Linked DNA regions of Homo sapiens: region 2 is linked to region 1. The links are chromatin loops, found by intact Hi-C in ENCODE. Cell type or tissue: PC-3. All regions are shown on one strand. Links, peaks and the distances in the headings refer to the core of each region. The heading gives the core; the rest is flanking DNA.

Region 1 (5,385 bases), core at 98-5,097:
AATTCTTTTTTTACATTGTATGTAAACTGAGAGACAGTGATGTTGGGGAAGCTGTGACTTTAGCCTGTATTTATTGACATGCTGATGCTCAGATATTTGAAGTCTGAACTGAACTTAAAACTCTTGGTTCTTGCCTTTTGTTCTGTTGAATAGAAACCCCAAAGTTGCTTCATAGGATTTAAAGTAGCCAGAGAATATTTTTCCCTTTTAAAAACATGACCTATGCACACAGTGGCTTTTAGATACAAACAGATCATCCATTTGATATAGAGACCTCATCTCCTCTCATCTTAACTCTGATTCATCAGTGGCCCTTGCAGTCTCACTGAGATAGACATTCAGGCATAGTTTGTTGGATTTGTTCTGGTTCAGTGGTGGACAAAATTAGCCCATATACAGATAGCATCCTCCCACATTTAAATGAAAAGAAGAAAGTCATTGTCAGGCCTTTATTAGCCCCACTAAAATTTTGCCTCTCTGATTAAAAAGTTCAGTTTTTAAAAACTCACTGAAAAACATTGAGAGACTCAAACTTCATTTTGTTCTCCCCTCCAGTAAGTTACATCAGGATTCAAAATATTAAAGACAGCTATGATTAGAAAAACCATAGTGTGTTGGCCTTGTAAGCGGGCTTAGAGATTGTAGGCATGCATTGGTGGTAAGGAAGCAGAGCCTGCAAGTGTTGTAACTTACAAAGGTTACACAGAACAAAATGGGGTAACCAGACAAGAATTCAGATCTCACTTTAGGACAACTCTTTTCTAATTATACCACGCCACTTCTTGTTATGAGAACACTTTCCTGAAAATTTCCAAATTGGCTTGAGACCTCTGACATTTCCATATCATTTTTTCTTCTCATTGAAGATCATTAGGTCAAAACCATTGTTCTTCAGGAAAGTATGCCATGGTCACCATGCCCTTTTCTGAAAGAGAGGCTACATGTTTATAGTGAGAATATGTGGGTAATATCTGTAAATCTCCTGCAATGAAGCTATAATTGTATTTCTCATTGAGGTCATAGTTCTGCCCTGGGGAAAGGATAAAAAGAATCAGAATTTACCCTTTTTAATGTGGGGGTTCCCCACATTGACTTGGATGTAAAACTTTGGAAAAAAGCTTTTGTCATCTATTCCCCAACTGCCAACTGAGAGACCTTGGTACCGGAGCTCAGGACAGATGGATGAAGAGTCCTACCTTTAGGCAGAGAACTGGAGGCAATTTAGCTATTGTTTATCATTTGCACCACACAGAGAATTAAGGGAATATGAAATGCTTTATCTATTGGTATTCTGCTATTGCCATCTCATTGCGATAAAAAGAAATATAAGTATGGTATCACCCCAAACAAGAGGTAGGTCCAAGTTTAGAAGATTCCTACACCTGTATGATAGCATCTGTGATTTAAAAGTAATTTTATTTTACCTGATTCTCTTACCAGTTCTGTGATGTTAGCACAGTGGAAGATAATGGAATCCAGGGAAATGAAGTGACAGGACAATGACCACAGTCTGTTCCTGCAGTAGGAACCAGTTCCTCGGGTTTCTTCCTAGTCCTTTTTAGATATAGCTAAGGGAATCTTACAGACATGGAAACAATCAATTTAGATTATAAAGGTTTATCAACAAAAAGTATTCTGCTAAAGGCAAAAATCCTGTGATCTAGGTAGTCAGAACGCTGTCCTCACAGGGGCAGAAATGTTCTTCAGCTAAAGTATGTTCAGAATGGCTTCTTTTCCTTCTGGCTTTTGAACAAGAATTTGCAACTTTGGAAGACTATTCTCTCAGCGGAGAGAATGGCAAGTCTAAGAAAAAAAATGTTTATTTAAAAAATGGTATCCAAAAAGAAAGCTAATGCTTTTCATACTACTTAATATGTCATTGTTGTGTTACATTAGAAAGCAACAGGGTTTTGATGTGCCCTTATTATGGTTTACAGACTTAAAAAGCAGAAAAAAAAAAAAGGAAACAAAGGTCTCCCACCCATGTGGCAAAGTGTGCTTTGAAGTTCTGCTGCAATATGTTTTATAGATCTTGAGACAGGTTCACAAATTGCCAATCTGCAAAGCTGTCTGGATGACCTTTCCACACATAGAGGTGACCTAAGCAGAGTAGTATGCTGGCAATGACCAGGAGGCTGAGAAACTAGTTTCCTCGTAGAGCATGTGTTCATTTACGATTTTATTCACATTTTGCTTTGCACGCAGACTCAGTTCTTTTAGTTTAGTTTCCTTTCATTCAGTTTCCACAATTTGTATGGTTGACTTAGCGAAATAATTACTTTTGGTAAAAAATATTCCTTGAACATTATTCATTATTTGGTTCATCATTTGCAACAAATATCTTTTAGGTTAGACATTGAGCTGGTAACTCCATTTGTGGTCTTGCCCCTCTTTTATCCATTTAGCTTTTCTATATGCTGTTTCCTCCATTTAGAAATCCCCTTACTGTTGCTCTTTTCTAACAGTCTCCTCCTTATTCTGCAGACTCATCTTTTCTGAAAAGACTTTCTTCATCCACAAATGGCTTTGATGCTAATACCTTTATTTATGCCTGATGGGAATAGATGAGATCACTCAGGAAGAATATGTCATGTGAAAACAGAAGAACTGGTTTGTACCGGACACAGAGGAAACAGTGCCTGCCAGGGAGAAGGGAGAGGAGTGCTAGAGAGGGAGGAGAAAGCCAGGAGAAAGGCCAAGGGGTAACTGTTTCTACATGCAGAGCGTGGTAAGTGCCAGTCACTGCTACAGAGAAGACAAGCAAACTGAGAAATGGAATGCGTCATTGGTCTGTACTTGTATCTGCTCATTTTCATACAGAATAACACCAGAATGACTCATAAGAATCTAACAGTGGTTACTTATAGAGGTGACTGGCCCTGAGCAGCTAAGGATCATGTACAGAAGGTAGACTTTTATATTTTGCATACCTTCTAAAGTTTCTGAGTTTTGAACTACGTGAATGAATTACGTATTAAATACACTAAATCAAAATTATTTAGACTCACACCTGTAATCTAGCACTTTAGGAGGCTGAGATAGGGGGAGGCACTTGAGACTAGTAATTCAAGACCAGCCTGGACAAACATAGTGAGAACGCACACCTAAATATTTTTTTAATAAAAATAAATGAAAGAAAAAATTTAGACTAACTATAATACTCTAATATTCATATCAAATTAGCAAGATATACAAACTTCCAAAATTTTTATATAAAATTAAAATTGGGTTTAATGGGTCAAATGATCTAAATCAACATTTTGATGAAATTCATGTAATAAATCCTTGGCAAAAATCATTATTGCATTTGTTAATTATACTGTATTGGAACACAGAAAATCTTTTCCAATCTATTTGGATTGAGAAACATTTTATTTGTATTTTAGTGTTTAATCATTTCTGGCTCTCAGTCAAGCAAACAAAATATTCTGAAATGCTATAATGCATTTTCTCAATGCTACAAAGCTTCTGCAATCTTTTCTTACTTTACTTTTCTTTCTTTTTTTTTTCTTAAGGTAGGTGAAATGCAACAGAAATACAAGATTTATATGTACCTAAGGAGGGATAAAATCTTTATGTCCATCACATACTTTATCTAATAAAGTAAGAATGTTAAAAAGACAGTTTTCCATTTGGGGAAATGAGGTAATGAAAATGATAGAATTCTGATTTCAAAGGATTATTTGTTGAAGTGTTAGTTTCCAAACAATCCAAACAGGTAAACCAAGGATTTTTTTTCTGGCTTTACATATGATATACTCTATTATTATAAATCTTATTATTATACACTTTTTAAAATGTATTGGTTACATACAGTAAGTTTTGTGTCTTAAAACAAAAATATTTCTATCCCATTTGCTGCCATCTCTATCTCTTTCTGTATTAAAGCACCCTTGTGAGAAAAGCTTGGTCTCTAGCAGTCTTGGGAGGACATCCAACCTGTCAGATCCTCCTTTCTGGGTTTATTTATAGCTAAATAAGAGATATATATATATATAACCAATTTTACCTGAATAGTATGAAATAAATTCCATTTTAATTTTATTGTTTAATAAAAAGCCAGGAGAGGGTAGAGCCAAGATGGCCAAATAGGAACAGCTCCAGTCTACAGCTCCCACGTGAGTGACACAGAAGATGGGTGATTTCTGCATTTCCAACCGAGGTACTGGGCTCATCTCACTGGGGAGTGTTGGAAAGTGGGTGCAAGACAGTGGGTGCAGTGCCTCCAGCGTGAGCCGAAGCAGGGCGAGACATCGCCTCACCGGGGAAGTGCAAGGGGCCAAGGAATTTCCTTTCCTAGTCAAAGAAAGGGGTGACAGATAGCACCTGGAAAATCGGGTCACTCCCACCCTAATACGGCTCTTTTCCAATGGTGTTAGCAAATGGCACACCAGGAGATTATATCCTGTGTCTGGCTCAGAGGGTCCTACGCCCACAGAACCTCACTCATTGCTAGCACAGCAGTCTGAGATCAAACAGCAAGGTGGCAGCGAGGCTGGGGGAGGGGTGCCCACCATTGCGGAGGCTTGAGTAGGAAAACAAAGGGGCCAGGAAGCTCGAATTCGGTGGAGCCCACCGCAGCTCAAGGAGGCCTGCCTGCCTCTGTAGACTCCACCTCTGGGGGCAGGGAATTGCCAAACAAAAGGAAGCAGAATCCTCTGCAGACTTAAATGTCCCTGTCAGACAACTTTGAAGAGAGTAGTGGTTCTCCCAGCACGCAGCTGGAGATCTCAGAACTGACAGACTGCCTCCTCAAGTGGGTCCCTGACCCCAAAATAGCCTAACTGGGAGGCACCCCCTAGTAGGGGCAGACTGACACCTCACACGGCCGGGTACCCCCCTGAGACAAAACTTCCAGAGGAACGATCAGGCAGCAACATTTGGTGCTCACCAGTATCCGCTGTTCTGCAGCCTCCGCTGCTGATACCCAGGCAAACAGGGTCTGGAGTGGTCCTCCAGCAAACTCCAACAGACCTGCAGCTGAGGGTCCTGACTGTTAGAAGGAAAACTAACAAACAGAAAGGACATCCACACCAAAACCCCATCTGTACATCACCGTCATCAAAGACCAAAGGTAGATAAAACCACAAAGATGGGGAAAAAACAGAGCAGAAAAACTGGAAACTCTAAAAATCAGAGCACCTATCCTTCTCCAAAGGAACACAGCACCTCACCAGCAACGGAACAAAGCTGGACAGAGAATGACTTTGACAGTTGAGAGAAGAAGGATTCAGACGATCAAACTACTCCAAGCTAAAGGAGGAAGTTCGAACCCATGGCAAAGAAGTTAAAAACCTTGAAAAAAAATTAGATGAATGGCTAACTAGAATAACCAATGCAGAGAAGTCCTTAAAGGACCTGATGGAGCTGAAAACCAAGGCATGA
Region 2 (5,385 bases), core at 278-5,277, 930 kb before region 1:
CAACTTCTTCTGCCTGCTTTATTCTAGACACACTGGCAGCTGATTAGATGGTGCCCACCCAGACTGAGAGTAGGTCTGCCTTTGCCAGTCCACTGACTCAAATGTTAATCTCTTTTGGCAACACCCTCACAGACACACCTAGGAACAATACTTTGCATCCTTCCATCCAATCAAGTCGACACTCAATGTTAACCATCACAGAGTCCAAGATAGCATATACTCACGTGGGCCTGGCTATAGGCAGGACAAGACTAACATGGGACCCCATGTGTTGGGGAGGTCACTAAGGGGCCTCCTGGAGGGCTCCTGAGCCAAGGAGCTGAGCCTTCAATTGCAGTGAGTGTGGCTTACCAGGATTGCAGAAAGAAAGCTCCTTATGCTATGGGATTTACCTTTTGTAGCAGTGAAAGGTAAGTTTAGAGAGGGAGAGTAGGAGATTACAGAGGAGAATTATGGGCTTGGATTCAAACCTAGATCTTTTGGGAAATGCCTCTCATTTTGTGCCTTTATTGTAGTAGTCTCCATAGTAGGGTACATGTATGCAAGGATTTGCATAAGATAACTCATTGGGATGTAGAAAGAAAGTAATAAAACTTTTATTTATATTTATTCTGTATTGTATCCTTTAAACAGTTCTGTTTTAATTTTTTGGATTGTGTGTAACAAATTGGGCTACATGGATATAATTTTAAAGAAATATAAATATTTTGGGGATACGGTATCCAATTTTATTTTCTGATAGAAGTGAATGGTCAGGTCAGGTGTGATGGCTCACATCTGTAATCCCAGCACTTTGAAAGGCCGAGGCGGGAGGATTGCTTGAGCCCAGGAGTTTGAGACCAGCCGGGGCAACACAGGGAGACCCCATCTCTACAAAATAAAAAAATTAGCGGGCATGGCTGCTCATGCTGGTGGCCCCAGCTAATTGGGAGGCTGAGATGGGAGAATCATTTGAGCCCAGGAGTTTAAGGCTGCAGTGAGCCATGATCACCCCACTGTACTCTAGCCTGAGTGACAGAGCAAGACCCTATCTCCAAAAAAAAAAAAAAAAAAAAAAAGTGCCTGGGACTATGTTAAGTTTTTTTACGTAACGATGTTATTTCATTTAACCCACACAATCTATGCAGTAAATAGTGTAGAGGCAAAAGGAAATTTTCTCCCTCTGCTTCTGAAGGTTTGATAATTTCTGTCTATAAAACAACTGACAATAGACAGATTAACAGGAGACAGGGCATACAAATTTATTAATGTGCACATGTGCATGGGAGCCACACAAAATATGAGACTCAACGAAGGGTCACATGACTGAAGTTTTTACACTGTACAGAGAGAAATAGAGCCTTGGAGCTCCTGGGTGAAGTGGCCGCAGGTTACAGGGGTTATGGGGAGATGAGGGGAGGAAATACCAAGGTTATCTGTTATACGGATGCATTTCCTTGGGGAGCAGCCCTCAGGCTGGCTGGAGTAAAAGTTTCTGTATCTGAACTTTTAAAGTGCCAGACCTTTACAGTCTTTTTCCTGTGCGTTTTCTTTTCTAAAACCAGATAAGGCAGATAAGGGAGCCTCAGAGAAAGGATGTTTGCATCTGCTGTTTACTTCATGAGTGCAGATTTCCTCTACAGATGCAAATCTCCCTCACAAAAGGACAGCTTTCAGATCTATTCCTGTGTCTGCAGTCCCTCTGAACAGCCATCTCGAAATATGCCAAAGAAGTGTATTTTGGGGTGGCCTATTTTGGTTTCCCACAGTAGTGTATGTGATCTCATTTTACGGAATTGAAACTCAGACAGGTATAGTAACATGTCCAAGGTCACTCAGACAGTAAATGGCAGAATCAAGTTCGAAGCCTGAACTGCCAGCTCCAGAGCCTATAAACTACATTTTCATTCTTTTGGTCTAACAAAGTCCTAATTGTCAGATCTTGCTTGATATAAGTAGTGTGGACTTTTTTCCCTGTCATTTATGAAGCACAGATGAATGGTTTTCATAATAATAGTTTATGTCATAATAATAGTTTATTCCAAGAAATCATGCAGCAGGAATCTTTCAGAATTCTTAAAAGTATTTTTAATAGCTTTGCGTGATGTACCAACACTAGAGTAAAATCAATAAATACTTCTGTTGATTTGTCCACTTGTCCTCTAGATCCTTAAGACATTTTGTATGGGGTTAAGATACTCCTTTTCCAGAAGAGAGGCTTTATGTATATGTGCCATACCGTTAGTAGCCAGGAGAGGTCACCATTTATAAAGACTTAAAGGCATGTGGCCCTACCTCTCTTGTAATTATACTTGAAGATAGGGCTATATGGCACAGAAAACTGGGAATGGAAAAGCCAAAGGTCAAATTCCATTGCGCAGAATCCTTTATGGGGCACAGCAATTCGTTTCCCTACTTCTCTGGACTGCTCAAGACAACATTCTCTGAAACTAGTAAAGTCTGGGAGTGGTGGAGGCCACCTGAAGAGTGATGTGACACACTCATTATTGTGGGGGTGTATAGGTATAAGGCACACATCAGTCTCCACCACTTTGCATATACATGCAGTTGGGAGTTCCTGAACACTGTAGTACCTAGGCAAAGTGCTTGGTTCCAAGCCAGTCAGAACAGTCTAGTAATGATCAAACTATAGAGCCTATTGACCTGAAGACTATAAGACAAAACCTCTTCAATAATGGAACAATTAGAACCCATGTCCTGGGTCACTCAAAGACTAATATTCCTATAATGAATATGTCTACCTGAATTATCTTCATATTTTCCATCCAAATCTTGCCATAGTTCAATTTGCTTTATTACAAAGTTTTTTCCCCCTGAAGTTCTAATTTATTCTTCTTGATAGAAGAATAATTTACTTTCGTTTTGTTGTTGTTGTTATTGTTTGTTTTTGTTTTTTTGAGACAGAGTCTCGCCCTGTCGCCCAGGCTGGAGTGCAATGACGTGATCTCGGCTCACTGCAACCTCTGCCTCTCAGGTTCAAACAATCTCCTACCTCAGCCTCTCAAGTACCTGGGATTACAGGCGCCCACCACCATGCCCAGCTAATTTTTTTATTTTTAGTAGAGACGGGGTTTCACCATGTTGGCCAGGGTGGTCTCAAACTCATGACCTCATGATCTGCCCGCCTCAGCCTCCCAAAGTGCTGGGATTACAGGTGTGAGCCACTGCGCCTGGCCTACTTTTGTTCTTTTTTTTTTTTTTTTTTAATAATGTCAGAACATCTATTCCCCTTACTTTTGCTATTTGTTGTCTTGGATCCGTTCTGTTTTTCTCAAGGACCACTTCTGATTCTTCCGTTTTCATAGGATTTTTGTTTCATCTGTATAATACCTTTTTTTCCCCTCAATGGTGATGGTTTCCTAATCTGTCTGTGATTTTGTCTGACAGTGTTGATTTCCAAAGAGCTGGCCTGGAGTGCCTTTGCTGTTTTTCTCATTGGTTCTTTAGCATCATCAGGATGGCTGACCAGGAGCTCTACATCCATGGGGAGTGGGGGCAGACAGGGAGCTGGCCATAACGCAGGAGTGGCCTCCAAATGTCAGAATGGTAGTGGCTGCACACATGTACTCTAATAACTCTAATTCTCCTCTGACAGTTGACTAAATTCCTAAGAGAAGAGCCCCCTGATTTTTTGCCTGGGAATGAAATTCTTGGTATCCTAGAGAGAAGAACCTGGGAGAGGAGCTATTCAGAGGCACAAGGTCCATCACCCCCTCACTCTTTTTGGTTCCCCTTTCCATCTGACTTTCTCATAGTACCTGCTTCCCCAAGCTTCTGCAGAATATCAGCATTCTGATTTCACATGCACAGCTCAGAGTTGTCTTGTCTTTGCTTTATTCAATCTGTCAACAGACTTTCTTTCTTTTTCATTTTCTAGAAATGTCTCAGAATCTCTCCTCCACTGATATGATATGGGTTTAATTCTTTACTATCATTTCACTGAGGTCTAGGGAGAGAGAAGAGATAAGCATTAGTTCTAAATTTGCTATTTGAACCAGAAATCACAATTTGTATCTTGAAGTATAAAAATGTAGTACTTTTCTACGGAATATAGAATGTAGAACTATCTGAATAAGAGATTTTGAGTATTTCACTAGTCTTCAATGTCCTTTAGATTGGGAAGCTTTGGCCTGAGGTAGTTTCTTGCACTGAATTGAAGCCGAGAAATGATATTGCATACCTTCACTGACCTAGTTTTTTTGGTGAAGTTTTACATATGGTATTTAAACTAATGTCTCCTATAAAATGTAAAATACTGACCAAGCGCACAATTGTAAAACACTTGTCAGACCCAGTCTCAGATACAATGGAAAACTTCATAAGAGGCAAAAAAATAGAAGAAAATGAAGAGGGTAATGAACTCATGAGTCAGCCAGAAGAACTTCCTCTATCAGAAAAATGAACACCACGTCTTCCATAAACATTTAATTTCCATTTGAACGTCGCTACTGAGTTTACTATAATTACCTCTTTAGGGAAATGGTTCCACTTTATGACTGTAATTAGCTCCAGGAATATTTTTCCAATTTTCAGTTTGAGTTTGCCCTCTGCTCTTGCCTTACTATTCTTCAGACCTCTTCAATCTAAAGTCTGTTTTCCTCTCAAGTTAGATTTTTTTTTTAGAGTTTTTCTACTTGAAATGTTGTTTCTTTAAATAAATCAGATCTCTTGACCTCTTTCTGTAGTTTCCCTCTCATATCAATAGCTTATCTTTGTTTGTTTCTAGAGTTTAAAGTTCCTCTTAATATTTTATCTCCCAAACTCATTTTTCTTATAATGTATAAGTGAATCTTTTATCCAACTACAAAATAGCACCATCAGAAACCTCTTGCCTTACTTTTCAAATCAGATTTGGGTGACTCTTTCTTTAATAATGTTTCACACTGTATTCAGTATGCTTATAAGTATGTCTCTTGGGGTAAGTTCTTAAGGCAATTTTAAGAATCAGGTGATATTCACTTCCTTATTTGAACTCTCTTTGTCCTGTTTAACCCATAAATTCTGCAAGTGTTAAATTATCAACCAACAAGACTCACAGCTATTCATGCAGACTTTAAGCCCAATAAGTCATCCATCCATCCATCCATCCATCCATCCATCCATCCATCCATTCAACAACAATTTTATTCCAGACACTATGCTACCCACTTGGAAGCAGTAGTGAATTAAAAGTAATGAATTAACAGCCCTTGTTCTCATGGAGCTAGACATCTAGTTTCAACCATGGTAATTCCAACTGTGGTAATGCTATGAAGGAAATGCATGGATAGGATTAACTCTAATGGGACTAGAGGGGTTTAGGAAAGCTTGCTTGAGATTAGAGATGAAATATACAAATCTATTTATTTGTGTGCATGTGTGTAAGTAACATTTAAGAGACATTTT

The links. Hi-C counts contacts between places; a loop is a spot of excess contacts. Peaks named below come from ENCODE experiments on the same cell type or tissue, not always from the same donor. Only the 100,000 strongest peaks of a DNase experiment are listed, where the experiment ranks them.
Region 2: a loop joins it to region 1, with 4 times the contacts of the local background. A loop is called at or near these places in 6 of 110 quality-filtered maps.

What each region holds. Positions count from the first base shown.
Region 1 is chr5:109,453,192-109,458,576 of GRCh38, forward strand. It overlaps LOC105379117 (a long non-coding RNA gene), which reads left to right. Exons shown (of 8, transcript XR_001742838.2): 2 at 2,485-2,728. Among named protein-coding and RNA genes, the nearest start is that of PJA2, 46 kb to the left of the region's middle. In PC-3, for the core only: no CTCF peak of the experiment used is centred there; a DNase peak (open chromatin) is centred at 2,720; H3K27ac peaks cover 795 bases.
Region 2 is chr5:108,519,801-108,525,185 of GRCh38, forward strand. No RefSeq gene overlaps it. Among named protein-coding and RNA genes, the nearest start is that of FBXL17, 140 kb to the left of the region's middle. In PC-3, for the core only: CTCF peaks have their summits at 2,238 (motif pointing right) and 2,439; a DNase peak (open chromatin) is centred at 2,231.